Regions from separate parts of the Homo sapiens genome. Here region 1 is linked to region 2. A link is a contact called in ENCODE Hi-C or POLR2A ChIA-PET data. All regions are on one chromosome and are shown on one strand. Each heading gives the region's core, a stretch centred on a gene start or an enhancer-like site at or near the end of the contact. The rest is flanking DNA. Distances are from core to core; before and after follow the strand shown. Region 1 overlaps PADI2 (peptidyl arginine deiminase 2). Region 2 has its middle 7.9 kb from the start of NBPF1.

Evidence for each region. Hi-C counts contacts between places; a loop is a spot of excess contacts on that map. ChIA-PET counts read pairs that join two places held with the same protein, here RNA polymerase II (POLR2A). Pooled maps may share reads with other maps.
Region 1: a pooled map shows a loop between it and region 2 (5-fold over the local background). The contact joins two enhancer-like sites. A Hi-C loop is called at or near these places in 2 of 50 pooled maps. POLR2A ChIA-PET finds 5 or more read pairs at or near these places in 3 of 52 experiments (K562, OCI-LY7 and activated B cell).

What each region holds. Positions count from the first base shown.
Region 1 is chr1:17,071,998-17,078,041 of GRCh38, reverse strand. It overlaps PADI2 (peptidyl arginine deiminase 2), which reads left to right. Exons shown (of 16, transcript NM_007365.3): 12 at 2,219-2,363; 13 at 3,093-3,186. Among named protein-coding and RNA genes, the nearest start is that of SDHB, 21 kb to the right of the region's middle. Within about 2 kb of position 2,446, at least 2 of the 41 ENCODE cell types and tissues checked have a DNase peak (open chromatin) inside an H3K27ac peak, as active enhancers do.
Region 2 is chr1:16,618,481-16,624,365 of GRCh38, reverse strand. It overlaps the pseudogene CROCCP2. Among named protein-coding and RNA genes, the nearest start is that of NBPF1, 7.9 kb to the right of the region's middle. RefSeq lists enhancers at 25-535, 3,808-4,476, 4,477-5,144, 5,145-5,813. Within about 2 kb of position 3,210, at least 4 of the 41 ENCODE cell types and tissues checked have a DNase peak (open chromatin) inside an H3K27ac peak, as active enhancers do.

The DNA of each region.
Region 1 (6,044 bases), core at 1,197-3,696, 450 kb before region 2:
GAGTGGGAGCGTACCAATGAATCCTCAGGGCTACCATACTTAAAAGAGGTATGAGCAGACGTGGTCCTGCCCCAGAAATGTGAGTCCCTGGCTCCCTGGCCTGTCCATGATTCTCCTCACTCCCTGCCCAGTTGACCCACCAGCCAGTGAAAAGACAGATTCTTCCTTGTCAGGGCAGTCGCTGGGGAAAGAGTGAATACCTTAGGTTCTCACGTCACAAAAGGGCTGCCAGGAGCCTGCACAGATGGGGTCAGCCAGGATTTGGCCGCCAGTTTCCTCCGAGCCACATGGGATGCTCAGCCTTCTGCGGGGAGGCCACTGGCACAGCCAGCGACTGTTTGCCCACTTTTGCCTCCTTCTCCCTCCACTCAGTGGCCACTCATTCACTCAGCAACCATTTCCTGAGCACCAGCCAAGTGCCAGGCCCTGTGTCAGGCACAGGGTCCCAAACAGGAAGCCCAGCCCCTGCCTTCAAGGAGATAGCAGAGGTCTCAGGCATGCAAATAGACCCTGATGAAATGGAGGGACTTGCAACGATAGAAAGAATAACAGGGAGTCAGGTCAGCCCAGGGAGTGGCCCTGAACCCCCTCGAGGAGCTCAGGGGCGGCCCTTAAAGACAAATATTTATTGAGAAACTACTCTGTGCCAGGCACTATTCTAGGCTCTGGGGATACAGCGGTGACCAGAACAGATGAAGTCCCAGCTCTCCGGGAGTTTATAGTTGGGTAAGGGCAGTACAGAAAATAAACATGGAATCAAGTAAATCAATTAGATAATTCTGAATGCTGATACATGCAATGGAGAAGATAAAACAGGGTGACATGATAAAACATTCCTGGGGACAGGGGTGCCTTAGCTGTTGTTTTTTTGAAGATGTGACTAGAGTTGAGGCTTGGATGTTAAGAAGTAGGCAGCCATCAGGAGATTGTAAAGGAAGCGCATTCCATACAGAAGGAACAGCAAAGGGAAAAGCCCCAAGGGATAGCAAGTGTAGCAGGTGGCTGGAGCAGACAGAACCGGGGGAAGGGAGGGAAGCGAGGGAGGAGGGCTGGCCAGGAGCCAGATCAGAAAGGAATTTGTTGGCCACCCTAAGGAGCTAGGGTTATCTTCGGAGGATAATGGAGAGATTGCAGACCTTGGGGGGTCTAGAAATGAGGAAGGGCTGGCCGGGAGCGGTGGCTCACACCTGTAATCCCAGCACTTTGGAAAGCTGAGGTGGGCAGATCACGAAGTCAAGAGATCGAGACCATCCTGGCCGACATGGTAAAACCCCATCTCTACTAAAAATGCAAAAAAATTAGCTGGGCGGGGTGGTGGGCACCTGTAGTCCCAGCTACTTGGGAGGCTGAGGAAGGAGGATCGCTTGAACCAGGGAGGGAGATATTGCAGTGAGCTGAGATCATGCCACTGCACTGGTGACAGAGTTAGACTCTGTCTCAAAATACAAAAAACAAACACACACAAAAAAAGAAATGAGGAAGGGCTTCCTGGAGGAGGTTTCTCTTGAACTGATTAAAGATTAAAGTAAGTCCAGGCACAGTGGCTCACACCTGTAATCCCAGCAGTTTGGGAGGCCAAGGAGGGCGGATCATGAGGTCAGGAGTTCAAGACCAGCTTGGCCAACATGGTGAAACCCTGTCTCTACTAAAAATGCAAAAATTAGCCGGGCGTGGTGGCACACGCCTGTAGTCCCAGCTACTCAGGATGCTGAGGCAGGAGAATTGCTTGAACCCGGGAGGCAGAGGTTGCAGTGAACCAAGATCATGCCACTCTACTCCAGCCTGGGCAACATAGCAAGACTCCATCTCGGGGGAAAAAAAAAAGATTAAAGTAAGTAGAAGTTAATGTAGCAAAGAGGCACATGGATGAGGGCAGATTTTGGAGCCCTCCTGTGCCCTAGCCCCGTCCAGCAGGCCAGGTGGGACTCCCGCACACAAAAGGTAGCCTCTGCACACTCACTGGCACCCTCAAGGGCTGAAGCCTGGGCTCCCTGCCCTTCACACAGGCCGCAGCTGCAACTCACACCTACTCTTTCCCCTGGGACTCAAACGCCTTACTGCCTGCGCCAGGGTCTCTTAACCCAACCTAGTCTCCTTCCTGGGACTTCTCTGCTGATGTCACTCTGGGTCCGAGGTGGGTCCCAGAGACCAAACTCCTCTTGCAGGCCCTCTGGTGCGGTGGGTAATTTGCTGAAACTCCTCTTCCTCCCTTCTCCAGGTCTGGTGGTCGGAGGATGACCAAGGTGGTGCGTGACTTCCTGAAGGCCCAGCAGGTGCAGGCGCCCGTGGAGCTCTACTCAGACTGGCTGACTGTGGGCCACGTGGATGAGTTCATGTCCTTTGTCCCCATCCCCGGCACAAAGGTAAGCTAGCCTCCCGAGGCTGGAGTGAATGGGGTAGCAGCAAACCAATATATTACCCGCCCCTGCCAGCAGAGGGCAAGAGCTAGAGGAACTCGACAGCATAAAGGAAGGAGGAAGTAGGCTGAAGCTGGTTTGCATGTTGTTGCTGTGGCAGGTAAAATTTTAACCCCATAAATCCAAAATGTTAGCATTGCAACACATAATCAGCCTAAAAATTATTAACGAGAGATTTAAATTCTTTTCTCATACTAAATCTTCAAAATCTGGCAAAGATTTTACTCACATGACACACCTAAATTCAGACTAGCCACAGCTCAAGTGTTCAATAGTCACATAAGGCTAGTGGCTATTGTGTTGGTGGTAATGCTCTAGAGAGAAATAGGTTATGCACCTGTGGCACTGGAAAGAGGTTCTTTCATTTTCTTATGGGTACAACTTCATACCCTGGAAATTCTCTGCAAATTGTGTGGCTGCTTGGCAACTTGGAGATGTCCTGTCCAAGTCCACCTTTGACTCTGAGCCTTGATCTGGTGACATTGCTGAGGTAGAGGAAAGGTGAGAAATATTCCTCTGAAGCAGAGAACACCCTCCCCGTCAGCCTTTGCCACTCGGCATGGGAGGCCTGAGGCAATGAGCAGGCAAGGCACTGGGTCCTCAGCGCAGGGCCTCCCCGTGCTCCTTGGGTGCCTTCCCACTGCTGACTCTGTCCCTCTGGACTGTCTCTTGCAGAAATTCCTGCTACTCATGGCCAGCACCTCGGCCTGCTACAAGCTCTTCCGAGAGAAGCAGAAGGACGGCCATGGAGAGGCCATCATGTTCAAAGGTGAGTGGCCACAGGGCCTTGACAGGAAGTGGCGAGCTGGAGGCCCCAGAGAGACCCTCGGGAGGGTGGGGCAGATAAGCACTTTGTCCCTGAGCACCCAGCTCCACTTCCCTGGGTGTCTGGCCCGATCGGGGGTTTGTGAGGTCGCCATGCTGGGAAGCACCTCTGGCCTCCTGTGACCCTTGCTGTGGCTGGGTGGACTGTGAGCTGCCCACAGCTCCTTAGTGTCACCAGCAGTGCATAGCGCATCTTCAAGCCCTAGCGTATACTTTAAATGGCACCAGACCCAGTGGAGGGTTAAATGGTTGAAAACTGACATGCAGCTGGGTCTGGTGGCTCATGCCTACAATTCCAACACCTTTGGAGGCTGAAGAAAGAGGATCACTTGAGTCCAGGAGTTCGAGACCAATCTGGGCAACATAGTGAGAGCCCCATTTTTATAATACTTTTTTTTTTTTTTTTTGAGACAGAGTTTCGCTCTTATTGCCCAGGCTGGAGTGCAATGGTGAAATCTTGGCTCACTACAACCTCCGCCTCCCAGGTTCAAGCGATTCTCCTGCCTCAGCCTCCCAAGTAGCTGGGATTACAGGCAGGCACCACTATGCCCAGCTAATTTTTTTTTATTTAGTAGAAACTGGGCTTCACCATGTTGGTCAGGCTGGTCTTGAACTCCTGTCCTCAGGTGATCCACCCGCCTCAGCCTCCCAAAGTGCTGGGATTACAGGCATGAGCCACCACACCCAGCCTCTCTATAATAAAAATTTTGAAAAAGAAAAGGAAACTGATGTGCAATCTGCATTCAAGGAGCTTGTATTTTAGAAAGAGAGATAGAAAATAGATGCAATACAATTTAGGGACAGGAAGAAAAGTGGACTTTAGTGGGCAAAAGGCATGGTCAGACATCGTGGTTGTCAGTCCAGAAGTGAGACATTATCTTCTACGTTTAGACATTCACATAATTGGGACAGACATAGTCGGGATGAGGTTTGCATTTGAATTAATCACGGAAAGAGGGAAAGATGATCAGGTGGAGACAACCAGCCAGGTTAGAGACACCATGCCAATTCCTCATACTTCTTTTTTTTCTTTTTCAACTTCTATTTTAGATTTAGGGGGTACATGTGCAGGTTTGTTACCTGGGTGTATTGTGTGATTTGGGGTATGAATGATCCCATCACGCAGGTACTGAGCATAGTAGACAACAGTTAGTCATTCAACTCTTTCCCTCCTCTCTCCCTCCCCACTCTAATAGTCCCCAGTGTTTGCCATTGCCATCCTTATGTCCAACATGTTTTTTATTGTGATAAAATATACCTAATCTAACACATTTGTTATTTTAACCACTTGTAAGGACACAGTTCCGGGACATTAAATACATCTACAATGCTGACTAACCATCAGCACTCTCTATATCCGTTATACTTTTTTTTTTTTTTTTTGAGACACAGTCTCACTCTGTCGTCCAGGCTGGAGTGCAGTGGTGCCATCTCGGCTCACTGCAAGCTCCGCCTCCCAGGTTCAAGCCATTCTCCTGCCTCAGCCTCCCCAGTAGCTGGGATTACAGGCGCCCGCCACCACGCCCGGCTAATTTTTTGTATTTTTAGTAGAGGTGGGGTTTCACCATGTTAGCCGGGATGGTCTCAATCTCCTGACCTCATGAACCACCCGCCTCGGCCTCCCAAAGTGCTGGGATTACAGGCGTGAGCCACCATGCTCGGCCTATTTTTTTCTTAAATTACTTTTGTCACTTTTCAGGTTGGTATCCATAATATATCTCATGCCTGAAAGCCTGAGTTCCCGCAGCTGGTTGATACTTACATGACTGCCCCTCAGATCCAAAGACAGTGTTCCTGACTGTCACTGGTGTCTAGGACAGACAAGACCAATTTAACACCACCACCCTTTTTAAATTCCCCACTGATGGGAAGTTTGTTCTTGGATTGGCAAGCTTGAGTCCTGACTTCCTGGAGGCTTCCTCTCTAATATTAAACATACCCTCAAAAACTACCCATAGGATATAGGGACCATTATTTTTGTACAAATAGGGGCAAGCAGTGCCCCAGATTTCTCTTTGTATTTTAGAAAGAGAGATAGAGAGAAAATAGATAGAATACAGTTTGGGGACAGGAAGAAAACTGGACTTTGATGGACAGAAGGCATGGTCAGGCATCGTCATTGTCAGTTCAGGAGTGAAACATTATCTCCTGGACTTAGACATTCATGTAATTGGGACAGACAGAGAGAGGATGCGCGGATGTGCAGTCAGCAGAGAGTAGAAGCACATAGGAGACCTGGGGAGGAAGGTGAACCAGGCAATGCCAAAGAGCCAAGATCTCCGCTGGACCAGAGCCCACAATGTTTGGGGAAAACACATCCCTTTAAAAGATGATAAAAACTACAGACTTGCCCTCCAGAAAAATGCTTATATCAATCTATCTCCTGAACTTGGATCAGTTTTAGAAAATCACAGATCCCTAAAGTTTTCTGTTTCTACCTGGACCCTCCCTTCTGAGTCCCTAAGCCTCAAAGATTACATCCGGCTTGTAGCTGGGCATCTTTACTGCTGTCCAGTTATAAACCTGGGAAGTGCAATGGACCAGCAGTCTCTTCCCAGATGAGGCCAAAATAAATAAACAAATAATAGGTTAAGAGCATAGGCTCTGGAATCAGACTGCCTGATCTGCACACCAACTCTGCCGCTTGCTAGATGTAAGTCCTGAGACAAGTCACATAACTTCTCTGTGCCTCAGTTTCCTCATTTTTCAGGGTAGTGACTACCCCATAGAAATGTGGGGAGGATCCATGAGTTAATTCAATGTAAAGCGTTTAGAAGAGCGTCGGCCACATAGTAGGTGCTC
Region 2 (5,885 bases), core at 1,961-4,460:
GCGCTAGCCAAGGAGCACGCTGGCCTGGCTGTGCAGCTGGCGGCCTGCGGAGCGTGAAGGCAGGACCGTGTCAGAGGAGGCCACACACCTGCAGTAAGGCCTTGGGCTCTGCCCAACCCGCCCTGGGCGGTCCTCCTGGGGCCACGCCATGAACAGCCTCACCCAGGCACGGGCCCCCAGGGGCAGTTACTAAGGAGTCTGGCTTGCCAACTCGTCCTAGCTGTGGGCTCAGGCTTCCCCAGGGAGTGTGGGCCTGGCCAGGCAGGTAGATTGGCACTTGGCCCATGCCTGGCCACTCCCTGAGATCCACAGTTTCCTGGGGCCAGGGAGGCTGAGTCCCAGGGCCTCACGCACTGTATGTGCTGCAGCTTGGAGAAGGAAGCCCTGGAGGGCAGCCTGTTTGAGGTGCAATGGCAGCTGGCCCAGCTTGAGGCCCGCCGGGAGCAGCTGGAAGCCGAGGGGCAGGCCCTGCTGCTGGCCAAGGAGACCCTGACTGGTACGAGTGGCTGGGGACTTGGGGGGAACACCAGGTTCCAGCCCAGACTGCAACCTCCCAATGTCTGTAGTCTCACAGAAGTTGGGAGCACTGGAGTAGGAGTCTGGCTGGCCTGGGTTCCAGTCCTGTGCCACCACTTAGATCTCACCTTCCCTTGAGCAAGCCCCTTTCCTCTCTGGGCTGCAGATTCCTCAGCTGATGATTGGAGGTGGCAATGCCCACCTTCTAAGCCTGTTGCCAGGATGACATGGGAAAAGCGTGTAAGGCCGTGGCACGGTGCCTGGCTGAGTCAACAGTAACTGCTGTTCATCGGTCATCAGGCCTGTTAGTCTGAGTTCTCTGTGGTTTTCAGATGACTCTCTTGGCCCCAGAATCCGAGCCCCACTTCCCTGCACCGTTCCCCATCGAATCTCTGAACTCAGGGCTTCTTTCTGCTCATCTAACATTAACTAAGCACCTACTTGGGTCATGGAAATTAATTTTCCTGTCCATGTACACCTGAGCCAGACAGAACCAGGAAGGGAAATGCTGGTGGGTTTCCAACCCGGGAGATGGTTTTTAGATGATGGCTATACCATTTCCATTCCCTGTAGTCGTTTCCATTAATGCTGATAGTTAATGCTTGACAGGTATGTTCATGTCAGTCATTAAAGGAGATGCTTTATGTGTAGCTGTGCAGCTGTGGGAAGTTGCTGCTGATCTCCTCTGATCCTCCATTTCATCATCTGTTAAACGGGGATGAGGATAAACTACATAGGCATGTTATGAAGACAAAATGAGGTTATGTCTAAAATACTTAGCTGGGTGCTTGACGCATAGTAAGTGCTGAGTCAGTAATAGGGTTTTTGTTTGTTTGTTTGTTTTTGTTTGTTTGTTTTGAGATGGAGTTTCACTCTTGTTGCCCAGGCTGGAGTGCAATGGCGCGATTTTGGCTCACCTCAACCTCCGCCTCCCAGGTTCAAGCGATTCTCCTGCCTCAGCCTTCCAAGTAGCTGGGATTACAGGCACGCGCCACCATGCCTGGCTAATTTTGTATTTTTAGTAGAGACGGGGTTTCACCATGTTGGTCAAGCTGGTCTCGAACTCTCGACCTCAGGTGATCTGCCCACTTCGGCCTCCCAAAGTGCTGGGATTACAGGCATGAGCCACCGCGCCCAGCCTGTTTGATTTTTTGAGACAGAGTCTCACTCTTGTCGCCCAGGTTGGAGTGCAGTGGTGCGATCTGAGCTCACTGCAACTTCTGCCTCTTGGGTTCAAGCGATTCTCCTGCCTCAGCCTCCCAAGTAGCTAGGACTACATACGTCCGCCACCATGCCCAGCTAATTGTTGTATTTTTAGTAGAGACAGGGTTTCACCGTGTTGGCCAGGCTGGTCTTGAACTCCTTACCTAAGGTGATCCACCTGCCCCAGCTTCCCAAAGTGCTGGGATTACAGGAGTGAGCCATGGCACCTGGCCTAGGGTTGTTATATGTTTGACATCCGTCCCATTTGGGAGGCCTTCTCATCAGTCATTTTATGCCTTTAATGCCATTCTAGGTAGGCAGGAAAGGGGTCAGGGCCAGTGGGCCCATGTAGCAGATAGGGAAACTGAGGCCCAGAGAGGACAAGCCACTTCTTCAAGAGGACCCAAACTGGATGCCAGGCAGGCCCTCTGCCTCTGGGATTTTGCCCATATGGCTCAACTGGCCTAAGTCTGCTGGCCCAAGGAAAAATTTCAACCCAACCCTGCCCTTTCCCCCATTCCTCTCGTGCAGGGGAGTTGGCGGGCCTGCGGCAGCAAATAATAGCTACGCAGGAGAAAGCCAGTCTAGACAAGGAGCTGATGGCCCAGAAGCTGGTGCAGGCTGAGCGGGAGGCCCAGGCCTCTCTGCGGGAGCAGTGGGCAGCCCAGGAGGAGGACTTACAGTGACTCCAGCGTGAAAAGGTTCAGGCAGCTGGGGAGGGGTGGGCAGAAGTCTGAGCCAGTGTTTCATCATCGTTCTTGCTCTGCCTCGGTCTGTACATCTGTGAAATGGGACTCCCTCTCTGTTGTGGAGGCCCTGGGGACAGCTGGGAGGACTGGAGGGGTGGTGGGGAGGTTGTGGTCCTTATTAGACATTCAGATACCCAGGTCCCAAATCTGGTCCAGCCCTGGTAATCCTGATGCAGAGGGTCCACAACCACATTTGGGAAATGTTGACCTAATGCACAGCAGGAAAGCACTTTCATTTGCTAAGAAGTTTCCATATGAAGGGCCACGCAGACCTGAGCATGTAGAAAGGCAAGGGGCCAGGGAAGTTACTAGAACACTGACTCTGGGGTTATATTGCCTGGGTTTGAATCTAATCTTGGTCGCTTACTGGTGATGCTACCCAAGGTGTCTGTGCCTTCATTTCCCCACCTGTAGAAATAGGGATAGGATAGTGGAAGGTATTGAGGATGAGCTGAGACCATCTGCATAGAGGGCTTAACATAGTGACTGGTACTTAGCAAATGCTCCATGAGTTATGATTGCTGGCACTGGCATGCTCTCCAGAGTGGCCCTCAGAACAGGGGCCCTCAGCCACCAAATCCTAGACAGGGCTTCCTCTGACAGAGGTGCAGGCTATGACTACATGGCTCCAGGGCATGCCACTCACCCTGCAGTCCCCATGGCCTTGGGTGGTGGTTATCACGCTTCTCCATCAGGGGGCGGTAAAGCTCTTTCCGAAAGTGCTGGGATTCCAGGCATGAGCTATGGTGAAGCTCTTAAAGAAGGGGTGGCTTGGCCGGGCGTGCTGACTCATGCCTGTAATCCCAGCACTTTGGGAGGCTGAGGTGGGCGGATCACGAGGTCAGGAGATCGAGACCATCCTAGCTAACACAGTGAAACCCTATCTCTCCTAAAATCACAAAAAATTAGCTGGGCATGGTGGCACGCGCCTGTAGTCCCAGATACTTGGGAGGGTAAGGCAGAAGAATCGCTTCAACCTGGGAGGCAGAGGTTGCAGTGAGCCAAAATCACGCCACTGCACTCCAGCCTGGGTGACAGAGCGAGACTCTGTCTAAAAAAAAAAAAAAAAAAGAAGTGGCAGCTCTGTCTGCTTCTCACAGAGTTGCTAGGGACAACTGCTGAGGCAGGCACCTGCCCTCGGGCTCCCCGGGTGGGCTGCTATTTGCCTGTGGGCTCTGCCTGCCCGCCTGTCCAGTCCCCAGGGATCTGAACTGTGACCTCCCCCTTGCTCTTCTTGCCCTTTGCATTGCCTGGCTTGGCCTCATTAATGTCCCCAAATCTGTGTTCTTCTCTCCAGCTCCTCTGGCAACCCCTGACCCCCTTCATTCCTCACAGCCAGTCCTAACTCTCCTCCATCCCAACCCCAATCCCTCTTCCACAGCTGTCGGAACATCCCCTAAGCTAAAAATCAGATTGCTCCTTGTCACCTTGGCTCGAGTCCTCTCTCCCACTCCCCTCACTGTCCTTAGAATCCCCATGGCCCACACGGCCTGTCCTGGCCCAGCCACTGCCTGGGGCTCTGGCCCTGTGACTCACCGTGCCCTGTTTCCCTCTGCACCCTGCATCCTGTAGTCCTTTCCAGGGGCTGTGCTCTTGGCCTGGGGTGGTCTTTTCTCTCCTTACCTGGCTGACAGTTACTTGTCTCTCCGCAGGGGATCATGTTCGGACCCCCAGGCCAGCCCACTGCTGCTCCTTGGCACTTTCACGGCCCTGGCGTGTCCCCGTCATAGCCCTTATCAGTCCCTTGTATTTACCTGGTCACCCTCCATCTCTGAGGGTATGGGGGCCAGATGGCTCTTGCTGCCCTGATGTTTTGGGGGGTCTGCCTGGGCCCCTCCTGGTGTGTCACACGCGTCCAGTCCTGGCCCCCTAGGAGGCAGCATGGCGGGAGCTGGAGGCCGAGCGGGCCCAGCTGCAGAGTCAGCTGCAGCGTGAGCAGGAGGAGCTGCTGGCCCGGCGGAAGGCTGAGAAGGAACAGCTGAGTGAGGAGATTGCTGCCCTGCAGCAGGAGCATGACGAGGGCCTCCTCCTGGCCGAGAGCGAGAAGCAGCAGGTTCGTGAGCCCTGGCGTGGCCTCTGCTGCTCTCTGAGCTGCTCCAGTTCTGGGGCCGGGCCCTGCTCTGCCACTTGGCAGCTAGGAGCCCTGGGGCAGGCCACTGCCCTCTTGGGGGCCTCAGTTTCCTTACCTGCAGGAGGGGAGGATTAGAAGGGGGTTCGTGAGGCTTTGCTGTGCTCCATGCCTGGCACACAGTGAGCACTTACTGAGTGACAGTGACAGTCGTGACACCAGGAAAGCTGTTCCATATTCTCCCATGCCTCGTCCCACCCCACGCTGGGCATGGATCCTCATGGCTGCCTTCTGAGCAGTCCCCACGATGCCCACAGGCATCAGCTGACGTGTCCCCCCAAATAACAAATCCCTAACTTTCCTATAATGTAACGGAGACAGGGCAGACTGTGCCCATCTCCTCTCCTCACCAGCTGTGTACCTGGGCGAGTCACTTTACCTCCTTGAGCCTCAGTTTCCTCATCTGTAAGATGGGTAGAAAGAAAGACTCTGCAGTCAGGGTGCTGTGGCGGGTTAGTGAGCTCTATGAGTGGTATCCACGTCCGGGATTCTTGTGACTGCCGTTGTGCCCTTTTCCAGGGCTGCATGTCTGCCCTGGGTCCACCTGCAGTGGCACACTCAGGCCTCTAAGCCCCCAGTGGGCACATTTCCTAGGCAGCAAGAAGCCTGAGCATGCCCCCAGGACCAGCCCATCCCCCAAGCCCTTTGTCCCCTGCCTCTGCCCAGGCCTTGTCTCTGAAGGAGTCTGAGAAGATGGCGCTGTCAGAGAAGTTGATGGGTACACGGCACAGCCTGGCCACCATCTCCCTGGAGATGGAGCGGCAGAAACCAGATGCCCAGAGCCGGCAGGAGCAGGACCGGGTAGGCCTGCCGTCGTAGGGAGGCTTGCGGAGCAGGAGCGCCCTCTCTCCACCGAGCTATCCCGCGGTTTCCAGCATCCCATCTGGCGGACTCCTCTTCCTCTCTCTTCTCCTACTCTGGGTCTTCTATCCTGGTGTTCCTTGAATGCCTATCTTCCTTTTGTGCCTCGGAACCTCTCACGCCTGCCACAAGTTACTCTTTTCCTTGGTAGTTCTGAACTTTAAATAAGGTAATGCCTGTAAGAATGCCATAAATGCTCAATAATTGTCATCTGTTATTATTTTCATCAGTAACATCATCTGAATCATCAGTATTGTCTGCTTTTAACAGCTGCATTTTTCATTGTCCAAATATAGTCACATACATTTGACCATTTTATAATTATTGAATAATAAATTTGTTCTGCTATTTTACAATGAAAAATAATGCTGCAGAGAGCATTTTTGCACATGTATCGTGGCAGATGTAGGCCAGAGGCTCTTCTTTTA